2 separate regions of the Homo sapiens genome follow, and region 1 is linked to region 2. A link is a contact called in ENCODE Hi-C data. All regions are on one chromosome and are shown on one strand. Each heading gives the region's core, a stretch centred on a gene start or an enhancer-like site at or near the end of the contact. The rest is flanking DNA. Distances are from core to core; before and after follow the strand shown. Region 1 holds the start of LINC00652 (long intergenic non-protein coding RNA 652). Region 2 holds the start of ESF1 (ESF1 nucleolar pre-rRNA processing protein).

Region 1 (6,777 bases), core at 1,257-3,756, 5.0 Mb after region 2:
GTCCAAGAAGGATGGACCAGCTGAGCTCAGCCTACATGGGCCAACCACTAGCCACTCTGAAAACATGTAATCAAGAAATAATTGTTTACTATTGTGAGCCACTCAGATCACCACTGAGTTTTGTGGTGGTCTGTTATGCAGCACATTATGTTATAATGGACAAATATAGGGCTATTAAGAGTAGAATAAGTAGAGGAGGATTCTTAGCGTGCTGTGGACAATGCTTGCAAAAGTGCTTGGCTTAGGGTAGTCACATAGCAAGCACCTAGTAACTATGAGAGAAATGGAGCTCATCAGGTTGATTGTATATCATATAATTTAAAGGTTAGAGTGAATCACATTAAATATTCTGAATGTCTGGACTGTCTGTTGATATCTTCCTATTAACTGACAGTAACTTTTCTCTCTCTTTTTTTTTTTGAGACGGAGTCTCGCTCTGTCGCCCAGGCTGGAGTGCAGTGGCCTGATCTCAGCTCACTGCAAGCTCCGCCTCCCAGGTTCACGCCATTCTCCTGCCTCAGCCTCCCAAGTAGCTGGGACCACAGGTGCCCGCCACCGTGCCCAGCTAATTTTTTGTATTTTTTCTTTTTTTTTAGTAGAGACGGGGTTTCACCGTGTTAGCCAGGATGGTCTCGTTCTCCTGACCTCCTGATCCGCCCACCTTGGCCTTCCAAAGTGCTGGGATTACAGGCATGAGCCACTGTGCCCGGCCACTTTTCTCTCTTTTTTTGTATCCTTTTCCCATGACTTCTTTACTATCTCTTCCCCAATCAGTATTTCGGTATCTATCTATGACTATCTATCTATGACATCCATCTGTCTATGACTCAGACCTGGGCTGAACTATATACTCGCCACATAGATTCTGCAATTAATATTCTGCTGTATTTGTTTTATGTATATGTCTACCTACGCTTGTATACATCCATCAATCCATCTTATTTTTTGATGCTTTTCAAATAAGTGGCAGACATCAGTGCTCTTCACCCCTATGGTGAATTTTGACAAATGCATACACTCATTATCCCTGAAGGTGTCCTTAGGCCCCTTTCCAGTTAAGTCTACCCCCAACTCCCAAGGTGAACTCTATTCTGATTTTTTTCCCACCATAGATTAGTTTTGCCTGTTTTAGAACTTCATATAAATGAAATTGTACATGGTGTAATCTTTTGTGTCCAGCTTCTTTCATTAGCAAAATATTTTCAAGTACCTGTGTTGTTATAAGGGTCCTCATTTTAAAACGAATAATTTGACAAGATCTTTGCAAACTGATCTTTACTTTAAAATTTTGGACTTCTCTGATGTGTATGTAAATACAGTAACCACCTTTAAATTAAATAGCCTAAATACAGTAACCACTTGAACTAAGCCTCTGAAACAGACATCTCTCCCATGTGTCTGTCAGACCTTGTCTTTCTGTTTTCATGCTCCCCACATCCCCCTACCTTGTTTAGCATTGATAAACATTTCAAAACTGCAGAGGGAATTTATCATATTTGTCTCAAGGGCACAGCGCTTTTGATTTACTGTGTTCAGTAAGATGCAGGGGGCTAACCAACCTCTTAGGATTAACTGCATTTGACTTACCTTCAAAAGGTCATCAGCAGTACATCCTTAGTAGGCCTCACAATAGTGTGTCCACAATACGGGTTAGTGGGAGTGATTGAAAGGCTTGGAGAGTTGTCCTTCTGGGTTTGCTCTGGTTGGGCGATCAGAGTCCATAGCACTGGGTGGGAAAACATGAAAGAAAATAAGTGAAAGTGACATGTTCCTCCAGAATAGCTAAAGGTCAGCGCTCACCCCATTCAACCACTGTATTCCCTAGACTTAGCATGAGGCGGTTTCTAAAAATCAAAGCCACACTTAGCGTGGTAATGTGGCTTTGTACCATGTCAACCTAGCTAAGCGGGAACTACGTTTCCCAGAATTCCTTGCCTGTAGGTTTCCGGGGTTAGCACACGCCACGTGACCTGATGCGGGCTTCGTGAGGCGGAAGTGACGCAGTGTTGTCGTCTCGTAGGCTTGAAAGGTAGGTGCCCGACATTAGGGACTGTCGCAGCCCGGGGAATTGTCCCCATCTGCTGGCTTACCTTGTGGGCGTGGATCCCCTCTAACTTTCCTAATTCCCGGGCGGCCCGCGGGCCTGCGGCAGATTCAGCTCTCAGGACTCCACTTTCAGTTTCTTCCACTTCTGGGGCAGGCTGCTTGTCCTGCCACTCTCAGGCCCCCCACCAGACACGGCAGCAACAGCTGTTCCTAAGTGTTCAACTCGCTCCTTCCCGCAAATGTAGAAGCTCAAATCCCTATAGCAAATTCCATATTCTATGTCATTCTTAATGCTTCCGTCTCTCTGGTTGAATCTAGATTGGATACAATCAGTGATGCACATTTACCAGACAGAGGATGTGCAGCGTTTACTGTTGATTTCTCTCTTTTCCTCCCTATCACCTCAGTTTAGTTCCAGGATCCACACTCCTCCACCATAGTCAGGAGATTCAGGGAAAGTTGGCAGGGTTCAGCTTTCAAGTTGACCCTTGATGAACCATGGTCAATCCTGTTAAGAGGCGTGAAAGCCAATCCCAGCCAATGAGACTGGGGAGAAATCACTGAAGAACTTGTGGAAAACAGACCCTCTGGATAAAAGACACGTGTGGGGAAAAAGGGGCTTTTTAATGTTATTCTGGATGTTTCCCAAAAGTACTGCTGCTGCCTTGCCTCCCTGACAGACACTGGCCTTAGGATGACATGCGGCAGGAAGGAAGGACGGATCTGGGGTTTTTCAAGACTCACTGAGATGCACAAGGAACCAACCCTCAAGTAGCCAACTCGTTCCTGTTTGCATGTGTCGACTGAAAAGAATCAAAATAAACAAAATATAACTATTTCTAAGAGGTTACAACTTGCAGGCAGGAAGCAGGCCTCTACCTGAGGCCATAAAGCATACTTTGAAGGAGAAAAGGTAGGTATTTATGCTAGGTGGAGAGGTAGGATATACGTATTCTGTAGCATACAGGAGAAGCCTATGAAAATTCATGGAGGAAACTCGTTAGAGACACGCACTGGGCTTACATATGAAGAATATCCAAAAGCGGATGACCTGTGTTCACTCTGGGGTGAAGATTTAACATTTAAATGTATTATAATTAGGCTGTAAATGCAAAAAGGTGAAACATAGGGCACAAGTTCACGATCTGTGCAATCTCCAGAGACCAGTCTGATCTAGCCTGCAGCTGGCAGTCATCTGTCAAGAAGGGGCTCTTTGTAGCCCAGAGTAGCTGTCAGGTTGGAACCATAAAACCAAAAGGAGGGCATCGGCGGTTAGGTGAAGAAAAGAAGTCTTTTGGCCTTTTTTCCTCTTCAAGTCAGCTTTTGATAAGATCTAGTAATAATAAGGGGATGGGTGTGGCTGCAGGTGGGACATGTCGGTTCTCTGTCCTGTCACAGCTAAGAACTAAGAACTTTAGAGTCTTTCAGCCATAGAGGGTCCTGTCATCCATTGAAGGGATCAGTCCATTGGGATTTTGCCAGTTTTAGCATTGATGCTGTGTCCTGGGAAACCCCTGAATACTTATCATAGCAGAAGTTCAGCCACTGTAGCCCTACCTCAGGACCGCTTTTATGGGAAAGAATAATTCCTTTAACTGCTTGAGCCATTTGAGTTGTGGCTGCTTTTGGTACTTGTAATAAATTGAAAGCATCTTGAATGTTCTGGGACAGTAAAAGAATGTGCCTTTGTTTCTGACAGCAATTATAAAATCAATTATATGTTTATATTCTAAAAAATGTTTTGAGTAATGCTGACATCATTGGAAAAGTGCATCACTTAGAAAATGTATCTGTGTGTCAATTTTGTTTGTTCAAAATCAGTTTCATTAATTTGTGGGAAGATACACCTTGTACATTTTACCTAATTAAAAAAAATATTGCCAGTTGAGTATACTTGTGATATATTCAAAGATAAATAAACTTTTTCAATTTTAGATATTCATATGTCTTTGGGCCTTTGTTTAGTTTTGTCCTAAAATAGGAATGCTTTTATATGGGCCAGATTCCTGCAGTGATGATATCTGGGAAGGAAGGGAGGGCATGATCTTTGTTCTATGTGTTTAAAAGTCTCAAATGAGTTACTGGGATGTAAAAAATATATTCGCACATGAGTTTGGTACAGTTCGGTGATTTTTTTTTTTTTTTTTGAAAGAAAGAAAGGTTTCCAAGGCTTGACACTGTCCTGTGGGTGTGGTCAATTAATTGCATTATTGGTCCCGACTCTTTACACCTACCCTTTGCCATGTAGCCTGGTAGTGGCCTCTCACTATGACACTAGGATTTCCCATGTGATGTTCTTTGGCCAATAGGTGCAAGCAAAGGTTTGAAGAGCACTGGGGAGTTGGGATTGTTTGCTCATATCTCTGCTTTCATGATGACAGTGTGCCTTGGTTAGCCTGGGGAGAATGAGTGTCACATGGTCCAAGCACCACTATTGCCACAGCTGATGATAAGTCAGATAACTGCCAGATTTAAGTGGGCCCAGAGGAGACCAGAAGAATCACCCAGCTGAACCCAGCCTAAATTGCTGACACATTAACTCATGAGCTAAATAAATGCTTATTGCTTTAAGCCACTAAGTTCCGGGGAGGTTTGTTGTGTAGCATTATTGTGGCAATTCATAACCAAGACATCTTTAAAGCATTAGGGACATTTTGGGAAGGGCTGTAAGAGTTAAATATGTTGGCTTTATAGGCAGTTGTACCTTACACAGTTTAACTCAGAAGTTACTCAGTAATCACCCATTTATGCATGTGTATGTCTTATTCAAAGATGTGTGCAACAGTACCATTTTAAGTATATATGTGTGTCTTTATGCCTTTTGCCTTGCCCCAAAATGGGAGTGCCCTCAGATGGATCACATCCCACCAGTGGGAGCTGGTTTCTGTTTCACATGTGTAATAGTTATTGGGGGTTTTAGGAATGGGTTTTTCTATGTTTGGTGTAATTAAGTGATTAAAGACTACATCCACCAGATTCCTGTGTAACTTCCTTACAGTAGTTTATGACCATGTTGGGGTTGTTTCCTACAGTTCTGATGGGAAATCATATGTGACTAAATTTAAGTTAATTATAATTAAATAAAATTAAGAATTCCATTTATCATTTGCACCAGCCATGTGTTAAATGCTCAGTAGCCACATACAGCTAGTGGCCACTGCTTTGGCCAGCACAGATACAGAACACTTTTGTTACCTCAGAAAATTCTATCCGGCAGTGTTGGTCTCAATGCTTAGTTCACATTTTTTATTTACAGAATCTTTTCTGCCTAAACTTCTAGTTTCTGCTGACCAGTTGCTTATGACAGATCCTCACTCTGGACCTCCCAGGAAAAATATTATTGTTCCCCAGTTTATTATATAAAACTCAAGCTAGCCTGTTTTGACACCTACATCATTGAATGTTCTCTTAGTTTACAGGTCACAGAGCTAGCCATTAAAGTGGAGTTTTTATTTTACAGAGGGAGTATCCATTCTGCCAGGGCAGAGTGAGGCTGTGGGAGGGAGTGATGGCCTCTGAGGAAACCCCCAGCCTGAGTTGTGAAAACCCCAGCAAAACCTGAGGGGAGAAAAGGAGAAGAAACCAAGGCACAGGAAAGGAATTTTGGGCAAAATCAGGAAATGCCCAGGTACCACTGTACAAGGTTCCCTTGTGTTTATCCTCCCACTTCCACCCCACTTTAGCTAGGATTTACTAGAGGGGACAGCCTGTCTCTGCTTTCTGGTTTCCTCAAAGGATTTTCCTCCAGTTTGTCTCCACACTCACTCAGATGGGGTGACGTTTCTGGATGATTAATCTAGGGAGTATAAACTAAGCTCCTCCATGTCTGGAACTTTCCCTGGGTGGGCCCCTCACTACCAGCCTTATGTTCAGAGGCCACCCAAGGAGGGTGACTGATGGGTGGGCGGGCACTCTTCTTTGTATTGTGGGGTTTAGTTGCAGGCCCATTGGGCCCTCATGTTGAGTCTTTTCTTTCAAAAATACTTCTGTCAGGGATAAAGGCAAAATTTTGGTTTCCATCTGCCATTTTTTTTTTGGTCTTTTTGTCTTGATTTCTTTGGAATTCAAGTGGGGAAGAAAGATGCTGTTTGTTGGGTGTTCCTGGAGACCTCAAAAGTCTTGGTAAAATGTTTTTCCGAGGCTGCCGCATGCTTGACTTGGGCTGCATTTGTTCCCAGTTTAGCTTGTGTCTGAACCTCGTAGTCTGAAGTGTATCCAGCTCTATGTTCTTGTGGATTCTGCTGCATGGTGGTGGAAGGGCTTGATAAAGGCTGATGGCATTTAACTGAGGTTTGAAGGAAGAGCACAGTTTGGGTAAAGATGGAGGACAGGATGCAAAAAACCTAGAGACAGGAAACTCAAGGAGTGTTCAAAAGGGGAGTGTGAAGCCATCTGGGTTGGACTGAAAGACTCCTGCAGGCACATGTTAAGAGAAAGGTCTGGAGAGATCAGGATCATCAGCTGGTGATATTTCTCTTCACCTCAAAATCATTGAACATCTTTGCTCATTGTCCTTTCTAGACAGGAACAGGAGTCCTCCACACTCCTTCGAGGTCTGCCTTCCTATCCCCTGCCACCTCCTCCAGCATCTCGTTCCCTTTTGTGTCCGATTTTATGAGAAGGGATAACCTTACTGAGCATTTATCTGTGTTGGACACTTTCTATGGATTATCTTATTTTATCTTTAGAGCAACAACCTGTGACACAGGTAATATGATCCTCTCTTTGTAG
Region 2 (7,638 bases), core at 5,136-7,635:
ATAGGGTAATTACATTGTTTTCTAAGATGTTGACACAGTACATAACTATTAATATTTTAGAAGTTTGAGTATCATCAAAAATCTTCTCACTTATGACAATGGTACACATACCACACTTTGGGTTATATAATAATAAAGTGTTGCATAAGAGACTTAAAGAGGTCTTCCATTTCAATGTTTTTAACAATATCAACTGCATTCAGAGTATTTATTCATTCAATAAGTATCTGCAGCCGAGCACAGCTGCTCACGCCTGTAATCCCATCATATTAGGAGGCCAAGATGGGAGGATCTTGAGCCCAGGAGTTTGAGACAAGCCTGGGCAACATGGCAAAACTCTTTGTCTCTACAAAAATACAAAAATTAGCTAGGCATGGTGGGGTGCACCTGTGGTCCCAGTGACTCGGAAGGCTGAGGTGGGAGAATCACCTGGGCCCAGGAAGTTGCGGCTGCAGTGAGCTGTGATTGCACCACTGCACTCCAGCCTGGGCAGCAGAGCGAGACCCTGTCTCCAAAAATAAAAATAAAAAACCCCAAAAAGTATCTGCTTAGAGCCCACAATGTACACAGCCTTGTGCAAGATAATGTGGGGTTACACAAATATAAATGTCTCTATTCCTAGACAGTATTGCTCTAGTAGTGACTGTAAACATTACTACTTATCCAGCTACTTCAAACAAAAAACAAAAAAAAACCAAAAAAACTGCTTTACCATTTTCCCCCAATTATAAACATAATGAATGATCATTACAAACCAAAAAAAGTTAGGAAAATATGGTTAATAAATAAAACAAAGGTGACTAGCAGTAATTTTTCATTCAAAGATAACTGGTTATTTTAGTATACAACCATATCCCTAAATTTCTTTTCTTTAATTTAAATACTAATTTGTTTAAAATAACTGGTCATATCGTTATTTTGGAACCTATTTTTAAAACTTCATAGATCACAGATGTTTGCATATATTTAATTAATCTCTTAATGATTTGTTACCATTTTAATTTCTATTTTCATTTTTTGAGACAAGGTCTTGCTCTGTTGCCCAGGCTGGAGTGCAGTGGCACGATCTTGGCTCACTGCAACCTCTACCTCCTGGGTTCAAGTGATTCTCGTGCCTCAGCCTCCCAAGTAGCTGGGATTACAGGTGTGCACCACTATGCCCAGCTAATTTTTGTATTTTTAGTAGAGACCGGGTTTTGCCATGTTGGCTAGGCTGGTCTCAAACTCCTGACCTCAAGCAATCCACCCGCCTCGGTCTCCCAAAGTGCTGGGATTATAAAGGTGAGCCACTGTGCCCAGCCAGTTACCGTTTTATTTTAAAAATAATGCTGCAATGCACATTCTTTGCACACATCCAATTATTTATGTAAAATAGATTCTGAGGAGTGCAAGTGCTGGGCATGAACATTTCATGATGACAAATATCACACTGCAAGTCCTCACATCACCTTTACTTCACAGCACTTAAAAAGGCCCTTGCACACAGTAATTGCTGTAATAACTGATGAATGGATAATGAACAGAAGATTATATATGGAGCCGTGTAATCCTTATTTATGAGTAATGCCTTTCCTAGACTGTGGAACCAACAAAATTACTGCAAGCAATGTGGTGGGGTAGAAGGAGTCAGAAGACTTGAGTTGCAGTTCCAGGTCTGCATGTCCTTACATAAGTCACTTTAATCTTGTTCGCTGATACAGTCTTATTGCTCAAGGTAACTAAGAAAATTAAATGAGAAAAGATATGTAAAAAAGTCTGTAAAATCAATCTAAAGGATTATATAGCTATGTTATATTAATTCAGTGCCCCAAATGAAGTGGATGCTAGACTAACTTACCTCACTAATTCAGTGTCAAATCAACTTTGCTGCCGGTCCCACTCCAATCTTATTCTTCAATTTTAGTAACCGGATTCCTATCCTTTCTTCCCACACCTCAAGAGGTCTGCTGCCTGGTTCCACTACAAATGTAAAATGGGATACCACCACTGACTCCCTAGTCCTTGCTATCCAGAATTCACTCCACTGCCTGATACCTTCTACCCTCACAGTGTGATCTCTGCTTATCAAGACCTCTTGGCCTATCAAAACCTCTTGGCCTATCAAGAACTCTTGGGCTATCAAGACCTCTTGGCCTATCAAGACCTCTCGGCCTATCAAGACCCCTCCTTGGATCCTGTAATCACAGGTCTGGCTCATGTGAACTACTACTGGTTTTCAGTTACATCTTCAACTATCAGCAACATCAACACTCAAAATTGCTTGCTGCTGGAGGTGACAAAAAATTTTAATTAGTAAACACGTAATGCAAACTAGAGCCAGCTGTCTCTCACCTAGTTCCAAACAATCATTTCTCGCTGCTACTCATTTTGGCCCTTCAAGACCTTATTATCTAATCAAACGGGACTACTGACCTCTTCTGAACATGCCCAATCACATCTTTGCTCAAAAAGTTCTTTCCATGTAGCACACTCTGGTCCTCAAACTTAAATTTTTCCACACCCCAAAGTAGTGCGTCCCCTATGAATTTTTCTGATTACCACATCTTGAGTGACTTCTTCCTCCAGATTTCCATGGCTTTCTGCTAAACATCTTTTACGGCACTTACTATTATTGCATTTTGTATTATGGTTCTGACTTTCTTCTACTTTAGATCTATATTGTCCAATATGGTAGCCAGTAGTCACATGTGGTAACGGAGCACTTGAAATGCGTTTTGTCTAACTTGACATTAATATGAAAATAGTATTAGTATGAAATGAGTAGAAAATGGGATGTAAAATATACATTGACTTTTATATTGATTACATATTGAAATAATTTTGATATATTGGGTTACATAAAATATATTATTTAAAATAATTTTACCTGTTTCATCTTACTTTTTAATGTGGTTACTAGAAAATCCAAAATTATGTATTTCTACTAGACAATGTTGCTTTAGACAGGGGCCACTGCACAAAGTTTAGCAGGCTGTTATCCGCACAGGGGCATTTATAAAAGGACAAGAAGGGCTAAAATCAAGGCCATCCTACACTCACCAAGCCATGCACTCTGGAGGGGGCTGTGTCTGCTCAGGGGCAAAAAATCTGTTGCTTCAAAGGCGCCATCTCTTCACCAAAGTGTGACCCCTGGGAGCTCTGTGTGTCCAGAGAGCATGCCTTTTTCTAATTTGCATAAAGGCATCATATAAGCTAGCGACAGCCCTGAGATGGGTGACGACGCCTTACTCATATTCTGCCTGCCACATACTAGTGGCAAAGCAACTGAACAAATTAATGAATGAGTACTCAACTCTACTTACCCTCTTATTTTATTTTTGAGACGGAGTCCTACTTACCCTATTTATTTTATTTTACTTTTGAGACAGAGTCTCGCTCTGTCAGCCAGTCTGGAGTGCAGTGGTGCAATCTCAGCTTATTGCAACCTCCACCTCCCAGGTTCAAGCAATTCTCCTGCCTCAGCCTCCCGAATAGCTGGGACTACAGGTGTGCGCCACCATGCCTGGCTATTTTTTTTTATTTTTAGTAGAGATGGGGTTTCACCATGTTGGCCAGGCTGGTCTTGAACTCCTGACCTCAAGTGATCTGCCCGCCTTGGCCTGCCAAAGTGCTGGGATTACAGGCGTGAGCCACCATGTCCGGCCTACTTACCCTCTTTAGACACATCTCTTCTTATCATGTGATGACATATAACACTTTATCTGGTTAGAGAATATAGTTCTCATTAGGGCTCACCACTAATCAAAATCACTGTTTAACTTCAAGATTCAAATTTTCATGTCTGTCTTCTAGCACCACATCAAAAATTAATAATCACTGCATATTTCTTTTATAGCTTTGTATTTCCAGATAAGCATTTGACCATTCCATAATACTATGAAAATACTTATTAATGTGTTTACATTTTTGAAAGATCAGTATAAAAATAAATAATGTAACACCCAAGAATCTCTAATTTTTTCCAACCTACCTGATTGCATTTCTCTTCTTGTCTTAGAACACTCGATTCTGGGAGATTTCACAATTTCAGAGGTGCCTGAGTCTAATGTCCTTTGTTTTTCTTCGAGAGAAGAGTCTGTAGTATGTTGAACAATGTTTTTTTTCTCTTTCTTATTTTTTTGTGTAAATTCTTTGCTATCCTTCTTCGGACTTATGTTTGAATCTATCTTAAATTTACATGAGGTTTTCATTTTTTTAATTCCTATAGAATTATCTAAATCAGTTTTATTTTCAGAACCCTTGTGATTAGCCTTCTTGGTTTCTTTCTTTTTCTCAACTAGATTTTTTGAATCGATTTCTTTTTTAGTCTGGGTTTTTTTCTTCTTTATTTTCTTTTGACTCAATGCTTTGCTATCTTCACCAGAGAGATTGGAATCAGAATCTGAAAGGTCGTAAAAACGCTTCAAATCCTCTGTAGTGCTATGGCTAATGGGGCGCCCTCTTTTATCCACGGCATAGTTCAACTTGAACTTCTTGTCATGAAACATGGCTCGAAATCTCTTGTCAATTTTGACTTTTCGATCCTTTTCTGGCATTTCCCAAAATCTCGGGTCCTTTGCAACCCGTCTAAACCGCTGGTCACTCATTATTTCTTGTTTGGATGACATTTTTAATTCTTAATCTCGACCAAATGCTTGAAGAAAACAAATACTGAAAAATAAAACAAATGTTTTAATGGTAATAATGGTTAGTACAATAATTAAATGTTTTAAAACACATTCACAATATATTCTAAGTTAATATATTCTAAGTTAAGTGTACATAAAATAGAGGTAACAAGTCTAATTTCATCTCTCCAACGTATTCTGGGTCACATGCAAAAAAGCAGAAACATACCAAAATATCCTCTTTCCATGACAGATCATTTAGAGAAATAAACTTAAGGTAGACAAAGCAGAATCCCAGGGCTTTATGGAGGGGAACAAATGTTTATTCATCCATTGCTCTCACTTAGAATTTCTATTTGTATACCAGTATGTGTTACTAATTGAAGGCAAATGTAGTTAAGATTCCCTAGGCCGAGTGCGGTGGCTCACCAGCACTTTCGGAGGCCAAGGCGGGCGGATCACTTGAGCCCAGGAGTTCAGGACCAGCCTGGGTAACATGGTGAATCCCCACAAGAAATACAAAAATGAGCCCGGCATGGTGGCGCGCGCCTGTAGTCCCAGCTACTTTGGAGGCTAAGGCAAGAGGATCACTTCCACCCGGGAGGTCTTGGCTAGAGTGAGCCTAACGGCACTACAGCACACCAGCTGGGGCAACAGAGTGAGACCCTGTCTACCAAAAAAAAGTAAGAAAGAAAGATTCCCTAGCCTCCGTTGGCCTCATTTGTTTCTTCACATTCTGGTCTCATTCTGCTTACTCCTTATCTCCGGCTACTGCCAACAAACAGCCTTTAGTTCTGTAAGACTAGCATTCTAACTAAACAGACCAAAATCAACTCAGGTTTAGCTAAGAAAGTTTCCTTTTTAAATTCGATCATCCTTCAAAAGTAATAAAAAGTTTAAAAATAAAAAGTAAATTTGAGTCTCCAGGTAAAGTCTCACACCAGTTAATAAATATCACTTCTTTCTATAATATCTGATTCTACCAGTGATGAAGGCCCAAGTGAGCTCATTCCCCCAAAACATACTAGAACATATACATATGTGTGTATAAATTAATATTGTTCCCTTGTGAAAAGTCTCCAATGGTTTAGCATCTCTGGATGGGAATTTTGCAAAGAGCCAAAAGTCGTTGATTATTAAGCAACCCCCCCCCAAAATGATTAAAAGGGCAATATTTCTTATTTAAAAATCAAGTCCTTTTAATTACACTAACTAGGAAAAAAAAGGAAGCTATCGCTGGTGCATTTACACATTTTTCGATGTATTACAGCACTTAACTCTCTGAGCAATCTTACGAGGTAGGTACCACCTCAACCAGGAGAAGTACTGCATGTATTGTAAATGTTTAGAAGGAAAGCACTCATTATATGTCAGATAATCCGAGAGAGGGGAAGGCGACCGGACCTCACTCCCGACACGCGCCCGCATCCCCGTAGCCCACCCTCCCCTTCTGCCCGCTCTCTAATTCGGAGAACACAGGGCTGGCCCCTGAACTAGGGTCTCCTTTCCACCTCCTGTACCGCAGGGGGGCAGCTAACAGACTGATTCGAGAAGCGACCCTGAAAAGGATCGATGAAGACTGAAGAATGAGACCGAAAAAGGCTCAGGAGGAAGGGGCAAAACCCCTCGCAGATCCGAAAGAGATCCTGTTAGAGACTAGTTTTTTCCCCGCGCCACACACACACACGCCCTCAAGCCCTTCATCTCGAGCTCTTCAACTCCAGTCCATCCCCACTCACCGTCCGCAGTCCTACCAAGCCTCACGTGGGGCTCACACCCACAATCCTCCGCGTGACGCTCCGCCGTAATGGCAAGCGAACTAGGCCAAACTACTTGCACGTTCCCTCGAGAAGATCTTTGGAGTAGACACAAAAGCCGCGCTGGCGCATGCGCACAAAAAGCGCCGGCAATTGGGGTCGCAGCTGGAGATGCTGCGGCCGGCAGGGCTCTGGCGCTTATGTCGGCGACCTTGGGCGGCGAGGGTCCCAGCGGAGAATCTTGGCCGTAGGGAAGTCACCTCTGGTGTCTCTCCCCGCGGTAGCACCTCGCCCAGAACCCTGAATATTTTCGACCGGGATTTGAAAAGGAAACAGAAGAACTGGGCAGCCCGGCAGCCCGAGCCGACCAAATTTGACTACCTGAAGGAGGAGGTGAGCCCGCGGGGCGGCGGGGCGGCGGGGCGGGCGACGCGGAGGCTTGTTTTCCTCTCCGCTAGTTCCGGCTAGGCCCCGAGCTCACCCCACCTAGCCGTCTGACCTTGACCAGCAGCCCTGCCTCTTTCGGCCTCTACTGTAATCACGCAAGGCCTGGCCTCGGATATTTGTAACATGCTTTCATTCATTCATGCATTCATTTCGGCAACGTCCTTGAGGCTGAAAGGACCTTATAGAGGCCTCCAGTGAAGCTCCGGAGAGGGAGAGAGTGGGAGAGAAGGTTAGGAGGACCCAAATCATCAGGGCCTTGCAGGATAGGGACTTGGGGTTTTCTTCTGTATCTGCACTGTCCAGCCAGTATGGTAACTGCCGGCCACACATGTGGCTGTTGAACACTTGAAAGGTGACTAGTCCAATTGAGATGTGTTGTAAAATACACACGAGTATAGTGACTTAGTATGAAAAAAGGATGTAAAATAGCTCATTAAGAGCTTTTATATTGATTACATGTTGCAGTGATTATTTTTGATATATTGGGTCACATGAAATATATTAAATATAAATTTAAATTTTTCAATTAAAATTTCTCTCGTTTTTACTTTTTTTCTTATGTGGCTACTAGAAAATTTGAAATTACATATGTGGCTCTCATGATTTTTGGTCAGCACTGCTCTAGGGGAATGTGAAGCTCTTGTTTTAATCAGTGGAGTGATCTGACTTATGTTTTAGGAAGATCAAATTAAGATTTCTGATTTGTCTTGGCTCGTTTGAGAAACCTTTCTCCCTGCCCAGGTGAGCCAGAGACTGAGGGTTTCTACTTTCAGGACACGCATTCTCAAGTTCAGGCCTCAGTAAATTTTTATTCAGGAGTGGAACAA

What was found. Hi-C counts contacts between places; a loop is a spot of excess contacts on that map. Pooled maps may share reads with other maps.
Region 1: a map of CD8-positive, alpha-beta T cell shows a loop between it and region 2 (7-fold over the local background). The contact joins the promoter of LINC00652 here to the promoter of ESF1 in region 2. A Hi-C loop is called at or near these places in 3 of 168 maps with a recorded cell type or tissue (CD8-positive, alpha-beta T cell and naive thymus-derived CD4-positive, alpha-beta T cell) and 7 of 50 pooled maps.

What each region holds. Positions count from the first base shown.
Region 1 is chr20:18,792,078-18,798,854 of GRCh38, forward strand. LINC00652 (long intergenic non-protein coding RNA 652) reads right to left here and starts at 2,507. Exons shown (of 4, transcript NR_026883.1): 1 at 2,091-2,507; 2 at 1,588-1,726. It overlaps LCDR (lysosome cell death regulator), which reads left to right and starts at 1,972. Exons shown (of 1, transcript NR_026885.1): 1 at 1,972-3,988. RefSeq lists an enhancer at 1,648-2,187.
Region 2 is chr20:13,778,534-13,786,171 of GRCh38, forward strand. ESF1 (ESF1 nucleolar pre-rRNA processing protein) reads right to left here and starts at 6,386. Exons shown (of 14, transcript NM_001276380.2): 1 at 6,347-6,386; 2 at 3,971-4,650. The coding sequence starts at 4,607. NDUFAF5 (NADH:ubiquinone oxidoreductase complex assembly factor 5) reads left to right here and starts at 6,495. Exons shown (of 11, transcript NM_024120.5): 1 at 6,495-6,757. The coding sequence starts at 6,536. RefSeq lists enhancers at 6,431-6,720, 6,716-7,405.